2 separate regions of the Mus musculus genome follow, and region 1 is linked to region 2. A link is a loop called in an ENCODE intact Hi-C map of the cell type or tissue named here. Cell type or tissue: heart. All regions are shown on one strand. Links, peaks and the distances in the headings refer to the core of each region. The heading gives the core; the rest is flanking DNA.

Region 1 (7,842 bases), core at 1,800-6,799, 110 kb after region 2:
GTCACAGAACCGACTCCTGCAAGTTATCCTCTGACCTTCATGCGCACCCATACACACACACACACACACACACACACACACACACACACACGCACACACCAGTGCTATGATGTGATAGAGATGTTTTCCTAAAGCAACAAGACGTCTCTTATCCTTTTGTTTGTTGGTTGATTAAGACAGGCTTTCTCTGTGTAGCCCAGGCTGCCCTAGAACTCATTCTGTAGACCAGGCTAGCCTCAAACTCAAGAGATCCACCTGCCTCTGCCTCCTGAGTGCTGGGATTAAAGGCATGGGCAACCAGGTCCACCAAAATAATGCCAATGTATTTAATTCATTATTTGTATATTGTCTAATTCAGCTTTGATACGTCTCTGTATGTTTTGTTTTTGTTTTTTAAAGAATTATTTACTTGCCAGGGCCAAGAAGTGGGAGTGGGTGGGTAGGAGAGTGGAGGCGGGTATAGGGGACTTTCAGGATAGCATTTGAAATGTAAATGAAGAAAATATCTAATAAAAAAAAATAAAAGAAAGAATTATTTACTTTATGTTTTTGAGTACACTGTGGCTGTCTTCAGACATGCCTGAAGAGGGCATCAGACCCTATTACAGATGGTTGTGAGCCACAATGTGGTTCCTGGAATTAAACTCAGGACCTCTGGAAGAGCAGTCAGTGCTCTTAATTGTTAAGCCGTCTCTCCAGTCCATTTCTTTTGTTCTTCTGAGACAGGGTCTCACTGTGTAGCTTGTTTTGCCTGCCCATCTGTCCCTCTCTCTCTTTTCTTTGAGAGTTCCTTTAAGTCTATCATTCATGTGATATTTTGAATTGTGAATCTGTGGTTTCTGATCAGCTAGGGCTATGAATAATCAATCAGCTTATGATAAACAAGAGTCAGGACCACTGACCGAAAGCTTTGCTTTACAGGGACGATCAATGCTATCTAGCTGGGACTGAGAGGTCAACATGGCTGAGGGAAGTTCTTCTGGGAAGTATTCCCTCAGGGTCATCACATCGGACAGCATGAGCTGCATCCCCAACACCCACATAAAAAGACGGCATGCATCTGTAATCTAGCAGTGAGGTGGCAGTGGTCTTTCTGAAATCCATTACTAACCAGTCTGGCTCAAGGGGTGAGCTCCAGGTTCATTGAGAACCCCTATCCCAAAAAATGATGGAAGCCAGGTCTAATAGCTCATCTCTCTAATTCCAGAGTTCAAGAGGCAGAGGCAGGAAGATCTCTGTGAGTGTGAGGCCAGCCTTGTCCCAGAGAAGCCAGGCCTAGAGAGATCCTGTCTCAAAAAAGAAGGTGGCACTCAGGAGGCAGAGACCAGCCTGTCTGAGTGAGTTCCAGGACAATCAGAGCTACACAGAGAAACCCTGTCTCAACTCCTTCCCCACCCAAAAAGAGAAGCGCAGTTCATTGGTAGAACAGTCTGCCCAAGTTCCTGGGTTCAATCCTCAATCACTCACCCCAAAAAGGTAAAAAAAGAAAAAGAACAGACCCTAAAATGTGGAAGACAAAAACTCAGCAAGCTGGAGCCGACCCTCACGCTCACCTTACTGTACGTGGAGAGCCGATCCGTCAGGTTCTGACAGTGTGCCATGGTTCCCAGGGCTACTTGCTGGACCAACTGTTGAAATTTTAAATTTCTGGAGACAAAATCTGTCTCACAGTTTACCTGTGGGAATGCATGGATATTGCTGTATAAGCTGTTTACTAATAGTTTCTAAAAGTGCCTTAAGGTTGGAGACCTGTCCAAGGTATTGACGGAACAAGCTGCAGGCCCACAGTTCCGGGGTGGCAGAAGCCAGGGAACTAGTCAGCCGAGGCCTGCATACCCAGCAGGATTCCAGAACACCCTGAGGGACTCGCACCATGGCCACTTCACCTACTGTTTGTGAAAGTGTCTCAGGCTGGCCTTGAACTCGTTAGGTAGACCAGGACGACCCTGAGCTGACCTTCTGGCCTCTACCTCCCGTGCACTAGAATTACACCCACAAACTACCATGTTCATCTCCCAAACCACATTTGTTTATGTTGTTCCTTTCTTGTAGCTTTATCTGTTTTTTACACGCCTTGACCCCACAGACTCCTCTAAGCCTGCTACTTACTAGTCATCAATACACCGAGTAATACATTACTATAATTACCAACTTTCTTACCGTGTTTTTTGTTTTGTTTTGTTTAAGAGTAAAGGCCAGGATTCCAGCTTGTAGCCTAGCTGCCCTCAAACTCACAGTAATCCTCCGGCCTCCCAAGTATGGAGTGAACACAGGCGAGAGCTGCCGCACCCTGCTACTAGTTTCTAAGTCCACCACTTACAGTCTAACATTTTAAGTCTAACATTTAGAATAAATGATCTAGGTTGCTAGGACAATTCCCATCAAGACATTTATATTCTTTTTTTTTTTTACCTTTAATATTTACTTATTATATATGAGAACACTGTAGCTGTCTTCAGACACACTAGAGGAGGGCATCAGACTCCATTGCAGATGGTTGTGAGCCACCATGTGGTTGCTGGGAATTGAACTCAGGACCTCAGGAAGGGTAGTCAGTGCTCTTAACCACTGTGCCATCTCTCAAGCCCTGCATTTACATTCTTAATCCCGTCACATAACGGAGGCCTTGGGGACTTCACTCGAGCCACCGCTTACAGATTCCTTAAGCATGCAAAGGGTCCACCACAGATCGTACTCTCCAAGATACAGCTGTTTCTAGTATGTGGCATCCCAACAACGCACCTCTACTAAAACAGCTGTGTTTCCCTCCTGCAGAAGTCCAATCAAGCCTTCTTTAGTCTTCCTCCCGTGGAGCTTGGCGGCTTTGCTCCATCCTTCCTTCTGGGCCTGTTTGTGCAGCCAGTCCTCTGCCTACAAATGCAAAAGAAACAGAGGGGAAAGTCAGTCACAGGAACTAGAAATGAAAGGTACTTTAAAATATGTCCAAACCATATATGACTTTTTATAATTTCTTTTTCTTTAATGATTTATTTATCTTATGTATGAGTACACTGTATCTGTCTTCAGACACACCAGAAGAGGGCATCAGACCCCACTGCAGATGGTTGTGAGCCACTATGTGGTTGCTGGGAATTGAACTCAGGACCTCTGGAAGAGCAGCCAGTGCTCTTAACCGCTGAGCCATCTCTCCAGCCCCCATATGACTTTTTCTGCACACCCACATTCTATAAGAGAAACTACTAAATGCTTTACACCAAGCGCTGTAGTCGCTGTTGCTTCTCTACTTTTAATCTTTACAACCCCACTATAGGATAGATGGTAGTGTTTTCATTATACAGACAACGCTGACAACACGAAAGGATTCATTGCGATCTCCAGAGTTTGAGCGGGTGTGAGAGCCTCTGGAGTCTAACTCCTAAATTTATACAAACACCGATCTCCAGGCAGCAGCAAATCTCATAGCCATAAGGAACATGGAATTCAGCAAGTTAAGTTTCTAGGTTAACTGCTTCCAGTGAAAACGCAGTCGAAGGGTAAAGCTCTCGTTTAAGCCAAATTTTCCTCTTTGGCCAGTTCTGTCGCACAGGACACTGGGCAGCAGCAGGTCATGTCTATGCTCCGCAGAGTGACCCCCGGAAGGAAAGAATGGGGTGGAGCCGTAGCACCAAATCTCGCAGCACCTCCTCCCACCTGCTTGAGGTCACCGCCACAAGTCTCCAGAGCCTTCTTGCAGTTGACAAAGGAGTAGCCGGTTTTCCGCCGCAGTTTCATAAGGAGCTCCTTGCTGGAGGCAGCAGAGGACAGCGAGGGGCCGGCGTGAAACGTGAGCCATGGCTGGGACGGCTGGAGCAGGACAGCCCTCGCCTGGGGAGAGTAAGGAGAAAGGGATGAGCTCCCGGAGCAGAACGGGAGGAGGGGGAGCACCATCCGCGGGGCCAGGGTCGGGAGAAGGGAAGGGCGCGCGCGCTCACCGAGCGGCCGGTGCACGCGACCGGGAAGAAGCGCAGCGACCGCAGAAGCGACATCCCTCTGGCCCTCCCGCCCATCGGCGCACAGACGGGACGCCGGCCTACGGCGTGGCGCGAGAGCCAAAACGCCTCCCAGAACGCGTGGCGCGAGGATGCTGCCACCTGCTGGCAGGAGGGATGTGCCCGCTTCTTTTAAATTCATTAAAATATTTCACAAAAGACTTAGCGGTAAAGTTGCTGCGAAATAACAACACAAGACATGTAGGTGACACTTTGTTTCTTTATTTCCAATGTACTTTTATATTCATTATCCATTTATGAGTCCGGACACACACACACACACACACACACACACACACACACACACACACACACACACACGGCAGGTAAGTAGGGTGGGCTCAGGAAATTGCCCAAGGTCACCTGGAGAAGCAGAGTTCCTTCAACAAACCCAATAAATAATTGCTGAATTAGTAAAATATCTACTGAACATATGTGTGCCCGGAGCTGTTGCTAGTTTCAGGGGATCGGTGATGCATAAATCATAGCTCTACCCTCCAATGCATCTATTGGTCTGAGGAAATAAGAATCGGGTAAGGCAATATAAGGTCCCTAACCAGTTAAAAGATCTCCAGTCAAGGAAACCACATCCAAACAGAAAGCTCGGGAAAAGGAGTGGTTTCTTCTTATTTTTCTTTTTCTTTTTTCTTTTTTTGATTCCAGAAGCAAAGCATAAGTGTAGACAGAGAGCAATGGCCCTTCCTGGAAGGGATCATCGGAAAAGTGGAGAGGCCAGGGAATGCCCATAGAGTTAGGGAACAAAGCGTTAAGACACTTTAGCTAAAAGTGCAAAAGAAGCAGAGTAGGAAATGAGATACAAAGTAGTTTAGGAGCAGGTGTGTGTGGCCTGAGTACCAAGCAAAGACGTTTGTTCTGACAGTAGAAGCTAATTAGAGCAGGTTTTGGAAGATGGCAAGAGCTTGAGGCGTGGCATCTAGGTTAAGAGAACAGTGGCAGACACATCAAAGATGGTTGTGTGCCGAAAGGCTAAGTAAAAAAAGAGCCAGACTGCTGCAGAGAGGGAGAGACAAGAACCGAAGGCAAAACAAGAAGGAAAACCTGACGTGGAAGGAAGAACTAGAGATTAGAAGAACCTCGAACCCAATCCAGAATGTGATCACATGATGCCTGTGATCAGGTCTTGAGCTTTGCAAAGGATGAAGAAGCTACAGACCAACGGGACATCTCTGATTCTCCTCCTGGGGCTCAGGTCTAGGAAGACTCCCCCTATTGAGACTCTTATTTCAACAAGCAAGAGACAGACATTCTGGAGTATCTTGGCATCCAGCTTTCTGGCAATGTTTAGAGATACAGGAGAGATAATTAATGCCTGTTTTTCCCTTTAAAAATGGCAAAGATGGGCTGGTGAGATGGCTCAGTGGGTAAGAGCACCCGACTGCTCTTCCGAAGGTCCAGAGTTCAAATCCCAGCAAACACATGGTGGCTCACAACCATCCACAACAAGATCTGACTCCCTCTTCTGGAGTGTCTGAAGGCAGCTACAGTGTACTTACATATATTAATAAAATAAATCTTTAAAAAAAATGGCAAAGATGCACGAAGTGGTGGTGCACGCCTTTAATTCCAGCACTTGGGAGGCAGAGGCAGGCGGATTTCTGAGTTCGAGGCCAGCCTGGTCTACAGAGTGAGTTCCAGGACAGCCAGGGCTACACAGAGAAACCCTGTCTTGCAAAACCAAAAAAAAAAAAACAAAAACAAAAACAAAAAGTCAAAGAGTTTTAAAGAGTCCATGCTATGTAAAGAAGTGTAAGTGGTGATCTCTCTGCAGGGACTGTTCATGCCATTTAGTCCTAACTATCCTGATCGCCTTCCTCTGAAGGCAAGTGTTGGGTGCTTTCTTTAGGCTTTAAACTCAAAGCTCCTGGGGTTCTGCCATTCCTAACAAGCAGCCACCCTTCTGCATCTTCCCAAGAGTAGTTAAGGGAACCGAAGGGAAGAGGGAAGGAAGAAAGGGGGGGGGGGGAGACGGGGATGGGGTGGGGGATGGGAGACGGGGACTGGGGGGGGGGATCCATCCTTTTCTTTCCTCTTGGTGTTCGCGGCTCTGGAGGGATGCCATTCCTCCACTGAGACAAGAGTTAGGTCAACAGAAGGGGTGCTGTCCGGCAGGTGCCACCTCCCTGTGCCTGGCCCTATAGATGTTGACATTCACATCCTCATCCCGCTGGGCCAGCTCCAGGTGGAAGTGCTGGGGCAGGAGGCGCCGAAAGAAGGTCTCTGCCCCGTGTTCTGCTCTCATCTTGGAGGCCAGGTAGATGGTGCCGTGGGGCCCACACAGGTGTCGGAGAGTCCCCAACAGTAGCGGGAAGGTAGGTTCCAGGTACACGATATCCGCCCCCAGCACCAAGTCATAGTTTCCAGGAAAGACATGCTGGTCAATTCCCCAGGACAAGGCGCACACCCGAGCCCGGCCTCCGGGTGGCACATTGGCGTGGACGTTATCCTGGATTTGCTCTAGTGCCACTGGCAAATCAGTGATGGTAACATCCCCCCCTGAGGGAGAGTGGGGAGGGAAAATGCAAGTCAGAGGGACCAAGACAGGGCTCCTGACTCCTGCCTGGAGGGTCAGAGACCCTAAGGTCTCGTGTCTCCATGACCCGAAGTCCATACTTTGGCTTTTAGTTGCCCTAACCTCAGTGCCAGCCACGCCAGCCACTCTCATTACTCTACATTCTACAACATCAACATTCTCTCCGAGCTAATCTTCAACCCTTCTGCTCAACACACAACAATCAGATGTCAGCAAAAGCCTGAGCAAGACCAAGCGGGGGGGGGGGGGGGGGTGAGCTATGCACCCCTACCCACACAAACCCAGGAGACGTGACCTCAGCTGAGTCCGAAAGGACAAGCACACATTGGTCAGGTGCGCCTTTCTGAGCAAAGAATGGGGAACACAAGTGCCTGGCAGGCAAAGGGCAAGGCATAGTTTAAGGGAGGCTAGACTCTAGAGCAGAGGTTTTCAATCTGTGGGTCGTGAAACCCACCCCCAATCGGAAAACATAGGTATCTACAGTTACATTTCATAACAGTGGCAAAATTACAGTTATGAAGTAGCGGTGAAAATAACTTTATGGTTGGGGGTCCCCACAACAAGAGGAACTGGATAAAGGGTCACCGTGCATTAGGAGGGTTGAGAACCGCTGAGCTAGAAGATGTAGAAATTGAAAGAATGTCAAGAGCCAAACGGAGGGCCATTGCATGCTAAGAGAGAGTCAGGCTTGATGGAGTGTGGTCTCGTGCTAGGCATGCTATATTGCCAGTTGGAGAAACAGGTTTTAAGAGTAAGATCAGGGCTAAAGACAATGAGATCAGCATTTCAGAACACTTCACTCTCACAACAACTGTGTACTGAGTGCTTGCTAAACTCGAGGGATACAACCGAAGGCAGAACAAAACAGCAGCCTCCAGAAAGTTTATTCCAGACTTGGAAACAGCTGCAAAAGTAGTAACAAAAGTAACTAATCAGCTGGGCGGTGGTGGCGCACGCCTTTAATCCCTGCACTTGGGAGGCAGGGGCAGGCAGAGCCAGCCTGGTCTACAAAGTGAGTTCCAGGACAGCCAGGGCTACACAGAGAAACCCTGTCTCGAAAAACCAAAAAAAAAAAAAAAAAAAAGGTAACTAATTAGAGGCATGATTGATGATAAAGAAAGCAGAAGTGCTAAGAGGTAACTTATTCTTCATCATCATCATCTTCAGTTCTTATGCCAGGTGTCTAGAACACATCAGTGAACAAGACAGGGGAGAATCCACACTTTCGGAGTTTACAGAATAGGCCAATGTGGTGGTGGCAATGGTTTGTCGGCTGTCTTTGTACTTCTTGACCTTGACATT
Region 2 (7,842 bases), core at 1,887-6,886:
GTCATTTTAAGACTTGCCTTGGTCATGGTGTCTGTTCACAGTGGTAGAACCCTAACTAAGACAGCCTACATTCCCCATTCTTTCCTGGCACCTCCTCAAGAAATTCTTCAGGGGACAAGAGAAGTTTTAGTTTTAGTCTTGACTTTTGAGACATGGTTTTACTAAGAAATATAGACTGACCTTGAACTCACAGCAATCCTCCTGCCTCATCCTCTCCATTCTAGAATTACAGGTGTGTGTCACCACACCCAGCAGAGGTTCTAATTTCACTCTTTGTAGGAGTTTGGAAAACATAACTGCTATAAAATAATTGTATGCTTCATTATATATTGTCCCTACTTAAGCTACTTCCTAAAGCTTTCTCTGTAATGAATTGTTCTCTAGTGTGCTCTGGGCAGCCATATGTATCGGAGAGGAAGCAAAGGCAAAAATGAGATCCTTCTACCGTAACAGGCTTAAAGGACTTGAGATGGATTCAAAATTAATACACAGGAATAAAATAAGAGCTGAAAGAATTCAGAAGATTAAAAAGAAAAGAAAGAGAGAGGGAGAGAAAGAAAGAAAGAGAAACAAAAGAAAGAAAGAAAGAAAGAAAGAAAGAAAGAAAGAAAGAAAGAAAGAAAGAAAGGAAGGAAGGAAGGAAGGAAGGAAGGAAGGAAGGAAGAAAGAAAGGAAGAAAGAAAGAAAGAAGACTGTGTAGAGGGTCTGGAGAGGCCTAGAGGATGTAGGTTCAATTCCCAGCACCCACATGATAACTCACAACCATTCATAACATTTCTCTAGTTCCAGAAACCTGACAGCTTCCTTTGGCTTCTGCAAGCAACAGGCACACATGTGATACACAGACATTCATGCAGACAAAACACCCATAACTGTGTCTATAAAATAAATCTTTTTTAAGACTTAATTGAAAGTCTCAAAAGGTGGGGTGAGGGTGGGGTTGGGGAAACATTTCATTTGATAAACTGCTTCTGTTCAAACCTGGGGTCCTGAGTTCAGACCCCTGGCTACTGGGATAGGATTTATGATTCTAGTGCTGGAGAAGTTGAGACAGGAAGCGTCTGTGAGCTTGCTAGCCAGCCAATCTAGCTAAAACAATTTATGTTCACTGAGAGACTCTGCCTCAAACAGTAAGCAATAAAGGAGAATGGCCAATCCCCATCTCAGGCCTCCGCGTACACAGACACCTACACACGTACAAGCGCACACATGAAGTTTGAAAGAACCAGGGAAGGTTGAATGAAGGACTAGCTGGACCAAGGCGAAGGGGATTCTCTGAGGATGTGGGAAATGTATGCCGGAGTGTCTACCATCTGGCATGGTGTACATGTATGGACACTCCGACAACAGTGAAAATCCCAATTCTAACGGTCCTGAATGCCAGGCTGTCCAGTTAGTAACGGGCAGGAAAGGGATCTGGCAAAGTGGGGAAGAACACACAGCGAGTGGGAACATCAGCCACCGCAGTGTAGTGAGAGCGGGTTGGTGAAGGATGCTGGTGAAGGGGTGTGTTCCAGCTGTGATGGCTGAAGGCGCTGCAGCTGGAACACACCCCTTTCTCTAAATGCGAGCACTGAATGTGCAAGTGGGAGATGCAGGAAGCACAAAGGTAGTTTTTTAAAAAGACACTTTGATACAATGTAGACCTCACAGTTTACCACCCCACCCCCTTCTTATCCCACAGAGCATGCCCACAGCTCGCTAGCACTCCTCCCCTCTTTTCCTGGATCCTGTGTCGACTGCCGCCACCCCCTTGCCCATCAGAGTTCACCCTCAGCTCCCTGCTTGTGCACGAAGCACACCTCCACACTCTTCCACACTCTCTGGGGTCCTTTTACTCAGTGAAGCTAAGCCCTGATCCCCATAGGAACCTGCCTGCCTGACACGCATTCACAGGGCACACTCCACTCTGCCCCTGTACTATCCCAGCCAGAACCCTGGGCGACAATGAGTCCAGATTCCTCACCCATCCCTATTCTCAGAAGCCCTCAAGGGCTTCTTTCCTCCGAATCTCTATTTTACTAGTAGGCTTGGGACTCGATCCCCTTTGGCTGAGAGTCTATAGAAGTCTGCTGAGAACGTATCTGTTCTCATTGCTACCGAAATTATTACTCTTTAAACATAAATCTGGGTTGGTAAGATAGCTCAGCTGGAAGAATAGTTGCCTACCAGGCACAACGACCCCAGTTGGATGGCCAGCACCACATAAACCAGGCATGTTGGTAACACACGTGGGTTGCAGGTGCTCAAGAGGTAGAGGCAGGAAGTTCACGTGTTCAAGGCCACCCTTGACTACATAGGTGGGAGGCCAACATGGATGACATAATAAATTCCTAGTTTGCCTGGATCTTGTTTCCAATTTGGTTTTGCCGTGTTTGCGTCAGAGCCAGGGTCTTGCAAGGAGCTCAACAGAGACTCTGTTACTGAGCTGCCTTCCAAGCCCCCAAGATAAAGATTTTCTTTTTTTTTTGTTTGTTTGTTTGTTTGGTTGGTTGGTTGGTTGGTTGGGTTTTTTTGTTGTTGTTGTTTTGTTTTGTTTTGTTTTGCTTTTCGAGACAGGGTTTCTCTGTGTAGCCTTGGCTGTCCTGGAACTCACTTTGTAGACCAGGCTGGCCTCGAACTCAGAAATCCACTTGCCTCTGCCTCCCCAAGTGCTGGGATTAAAGGCGTGCACCACCACGCCCGGCTTAAGGTTTTCTTTTCAATGAGAGTATGCAATATATTTGCACCCTGCTCCACTCCACATTGGATTTTCATAGTTGGGGATATTTTAACTCTCCCAGCAGGGAGATTCTGAGGATGCTATACCTGCAGTGACACTGCCTGGTTCAGCTTTGAGCTCCATCCGCTTAATGGAAATTAAGGGATTTACAAACGCTGTTCATCATGTGTCTGTGAGTGTAAGAGCAGGGGATTCCCAGCATGTCTTACCAGCGGTTGCCACGAGGGGGAGACAGACAGGTCCTGTTTGTGTTAAGGCTCTTGTGGCCACCAGGTGGACCCAAATACCAGTCTAAAGAGGGCAGGGGCTCCGTTCTGGTTCTACACACTTCAACACCCTTTTTCTTTTAGTCTCTCCTCCTGGTAACTCGACGCCTCTCCCACGGGTGATCAAATGCCTGTAAGTTTCCACTTTGCTCGGGAAGAATAAATGTGGGAAGGGGAAGGGGCAGCATCAAGAACTGTTCAACAACGGGGGAAAGTAAATAAAGGGGCCAGAAATTAGTGTGGACTGGGAATTTACACAGACCTGGAAAAATCCCTGGACGTTCATGGTGGTTTTATCTTGCTTGTTTGTTTCTTTCTTTCTTTGTTTTTGAGACAGGGTTTCTCTGTGTAGCCCTGGCTGTCCTGGAACTCACTCTGTCAGGCTGGCCTTGACGTCAGAAATCCGCCTGCCTCTGCCTCCCAAGTGCTGGGATTAAAGAAGTGCGCCATCACTGCCCGGCTGGTTGGTTGTTTTTGAGAGACAGGGTTTCTCTGTATAACCCTGGCTTTCCTAGGGCCTGGAACTTAAGGAGATCTGCCTGACTCTGTCTCCCGAGAGCTGAGTACTGAAATAAAAAGGCATGAGCCACTGCCGCCTGGTGTGGTGTGGTGTATTTGTTCTCTTAATTTTTTTAAGAGAACAAATACAAATACCTGAGAACAGTCAGGTGTAGTGGTGCACTCCTGTAATCCCAGCCCTGGGGATGCAGAGGAAGCAGGGGCTAGAATTCCAGGCCAGCCTGAGCGACATAGCAGCAGGGAGAGAGGACCACAATTTTCCTGTTCCTTTTCTTCTTTATATACTGACGCTGTTTCTCTTCTGACAAAAAGCTCTTTACACAGGGGCTGATTAGGGAGGGGGGGGTTAAGTGTTAGGTGATAGGATATGGCTCAGTTAGTAGAGTGCTTTTCTAGTGTGCCCAGCATAACATAAAACCTCAAATACTCTAGTACATCTGTAGCTCCCACATTCCCCACATCAGAAAGTCGGAATATTCAAGTTTGGGGCTGGAGAGCAGGCTCCGTAGTTAACAGCACACACTGCTCCTCCTGAGAACCCTAATTCAGTCCCTAGAATCTAGGCTCACAGCCATGTGTCAGTTCAGCTCCAGGAGATCTGGTGCCCTCTTCTGGCTCCCTTGGGCACTGCACTCATATGTGTGCGCACATACACACACACACATAAACATATGTACACATAATAGAAATCAAATCTTTTTTAAAAGAAAGTAAGGAAGTAAAGAAAGATTGAGGCCAAACTAGGATATATGAAACCCTGTCTTTAAAACTTTTTTTAATGAATTAACCAAATAAATGCTAGTATCTGGTCATCCACAAAATGTATATCTAGGACATTCCCTAACTTCCCCTCCCCCACATCACCCTTCACAGCCCTTCACTTGTAAGTGGCCTTCATGGTGTTTTGGGCAAGTGTTTAAATCTTTGTCTGGTTTGTCTGGTTTATCGATTATTGTTCTCCTGAACTAAAGACTCCATGATGGCAGCTCATGGCTCTACTCAACACTCTCAGCTCTAAACAATATGCCTACTTAGGAAGACAGTTATCGAGCAGCTGAATGAGCACAGAGAAAGTTTAATGTCACCCAGGTATCCCGCACGTGAGAGGAGGAACGGAATCCTGCCTGGCCTCTATGTTGAGCATCCACACATGAGCCAATTAGGACAGCTCCTGCTTTGTTTTTGTTTTTGTTTTCAATAGAGTCCAATGCTAATCACTGCTCATTTACCTGTGTTCTCCATGAAGGACCACTTATGCCAATTACTGACATTAAAACATAGAAATGAAAATTTTCCACTGCTGAGATAGCAATCTCTTTAAATATGTCTTAATTGCATCCTCTTGCTAGAAAGCCTTCCTGATAAATCTTTATGAGATCCAAACCCTCCCCTAATACAATGTAATCACAGTAATGCCACTGTGTCCCGGAGCGTGCAAGGCTGGAGAGCCCCAGCTTAGCCACGTACACCTATGTGACCTGGGACAAGATGATGTGCATTTGAGCCTTCACTGTCTGCCCTATTGTCATCTGCCTCTAAAGGGGTGTGCCAGGTACATGCTGGGTCCTCAGATGGCACAGCTGTCCTCCTGCAAGTGACCCAAGACACTGTACTTAAAAAATGAGAAAGACAGCAACCACATCACATGGTGGCTCACACCATCTGTAATGAGATCTGACACCCTCTTCTGGTGTGTCTGAAGACAGCCACTATATATATATATGATTTTTTTTTAATTTATTTCTTTTGTATGAGTGAGAAGCCAGTCCTGAGGGCAAATCTTTGTGATCCCCAGCTCAAGCCTGCCATTCAAACCTCCCTAAGGGGCTTAGAGAGACCTTATCTCTATTTTTTATTTTTAAAAAATTTATTTATTTATTTATTTATTTATTTATTTATTATAAATACACTGTAGCTGTCTTCAGACACACCAGAAGAGGGCAACAGATCTCATCACAGATGGTTGTGAGCCACTATGTAGTTGCCAGGATTTGAACTCAGGACCTCTGGAAGAGCAGTCAGTGCTCTTAACCACTGAGCCATCTCTCCAGCCCGCTACTTTTTAAAAAGTAGGAAGAGGACTAGAGGTAGACCATCTACTGCTGAGCATCTGTGAGGCCACAGGTTCAATCCCTGGCATGGGTGGGAAAGGGGGAAGAGAATAAAGACAGCTCTGTGGAAGAGTGCTTGTCTGACATGTGAAGATCTAGGCTGGATCCCCGGCACTACACACATACATGCACACACCACACATGCACACACCACACATGCACACACCACACACATACATCATATACCACACATACATCACATACCACACATACACTCACACACACATCACACATACACAAGCACACACCCCACACACAACATAAACACACATATATACAACACAGACACAAACACACACACAACATAAACATCACACACATACAACATAGACAAAAACACGCATACACACACGCAACAGAGACACAAACATACATACCCAACATACAACATAAACACTACATACACACCACATACAACACAACACAGATACAAACACACACCCCACATGCCCCACACACAACATAAACACACACATACAACACAGACACAAACACACACAAACACACATACAATATAAACATCACACACACAACATAAATAACACACACACACACACACATATACAGACACAACATACACAAGCACACACACAACATAAACACACACATATATGACACAGACACAAACACACACATGCACACAAACACACACACAACATAAACACCACACACACAACACAGACACAAACACAAACACACACACACCCTCATACAACATAAACATCTTACACACATACACACACACACATATATATAAACAAAAACAAACATTGTCTGTTTCTAACAGTTGCCTTGATCTTTTTTTTTTTGTTTGTTTTATTGTCTTCCTGTGATTCCCTGACCACACCCCCAAACCTGCCCCTCCCTACCACACTGCTGAGGACTGAACCTGGACCCTTGGTCTTCTAGCTAGACAAGTGCCCTACCACTGAACTAAATCCCCAACCCCAATTCATTCCAACAGGAAAAATACAGATAACAGTGACTCTCCTAAGACAAACCTACATGGCCAAAACAGAAAAAAAATGGGTAAAAATGCTAATTTAACTAATTAATCGCCAGAGAAATAGAAACAAAAATCAAGGCAGTGCTTCATATCAAATTTAAGAAGAGTAAAAGGGGCTGGTAAGATGGCTCAGCGGTTAAGAGCTCCGACTGCTCTTCCAAAGGTCCTGAGTTCAAATCCCAGCAACCACATGGTGGCTTACAACCATCTGTAACAAAATCTGATGCTCTCTTCTAGAGTGTCTGAAGACAGCTATAGTGTACTTACATATAATAAATAAATAAATGTTAATAAATAAATTTTTTAAAAGAAGAGTAAAAGGTTTGACAGTGCCTTGAGTTGGTGTGAGTAACATGGGTGTCTTAGTTAGGGTTTTACTGCTGCGAACAGACACCATGACCAAAGCAAATCTTATAAGGACAACATTTAATTGGGGCTGGCTTAGAAGCTCAGAGGTTCAGTCCATTATCATCAAGGTGGGAGCATGGCAGCATCCAGGCAGGCATGGTGCAGGAGAAGCTGAGAGTTCTACCTCTTCATCTGAAAGCCAGTAGGAGAAGACTGGCTTCCAGGCAGCTAGGATGAGAGTCTTAAAGCCCATGCCCACAGTGTCACACTTCCTCCAACAAGGCCACACCTCCTAATAGTGCTACTCCCTGGGCCAAGCATATACAAACCATCACAGTGGGTAAGGGTGCTAATATGCACAAACCACTTTGAAGAATAATTCTAGAACCATGGAAGACATCCATATTCTATGGACCAGCAACTTGGCTCCAGTTGGGAGATCCAACGAGATCTCATGTACATAAAGAGCTGTTTGAGGAATGTTCCCAGTCTTTGCAACAGGGGGAAACGGACCCAACTTTGATGTGCACTAACCAGAAATGGAAACTTTAGTTGTGGTCTATTCAAATAATTCAGTTTACTGCACTCTGAGTCAACTGGCCCTGAAAAGCTATCAACATGAAGACTCTGAGAAACAAAATATATGGGGAAAGATGCACGTTTAAGAAAAACTCATACAGTAAAGATATCCAAATCGCTTCGTCAGAGAGATAAACACCAGATTCAGGGACCAGGCATATCAGGCAGATGTTAGTGACAATGTAGCTTTTCAAGGTGTTCTTTCCTTTTTAAGATTTATTTTTCATTTATGTGTATGCATGTATGTTTGTGCACATGCGTGGGTAGCTTCACACATAAGCCAGAAGGTAG

Evidence for each region. A loop is a pair of places that touch in the nucleus more often than their neighbours do. Peaks named below come from ENCODE experiments on the same cell type or tissue, not always from the same donor. Only the 100,000 strongest peaks of a DNase experiment are listed, where the experiment ranks them.
Region 1: a loop joins it to region 2, with 7 times the contacts of the local background. A loop is called at or near these places in 23 of 42 quality-filtered maps.

The regions. Positions count from the first base shown.
Region 1 is chr10:127,026,812-127,034,653 of GRCm38, forward strand. Tsfm (Ts translation elongation factor, mitochondrial) reads right to left here and starts at 4,003. Exons shown (of 6, transcript NM_025537.3): 1 at 3,933-4,003; 2 at 3,652-3,825; 3 at 2,743-2,871; 4 at 1,554-1,676. The coding sequence starts at 3,986. Eef1akmt3 (EEF1A lysine methyltransferase 3) reads right to left here. Exons shown (of 3, transcript NM_001205036.1): 3 at 6,094-6,503. The coding sequence ends at 6,094. In heart, for the core only: a CTCF peak has its summit at 4,091 (motif pointing left); a DNase peak (open chromatin) is centred at 4,010; H3K4me3 peaks cover 1,220 bases; H3K27ac peaks cover 673 bases.
Region 2 is chr10:126,916,309-126,924,150 of GRCm38, forward strand. No RefSeq gene overlaps it. Among named protein-coding and RNA genes, the nearest start is that of Gm30456, 15 kb to the right of the region's middle. In heart, for the core only: a CTCF peak has its summit at 4,121 (motif pointing left); a DNase peak (open chromatin) is centred at 2,963; H3K27me3 peaks cover 480 bases.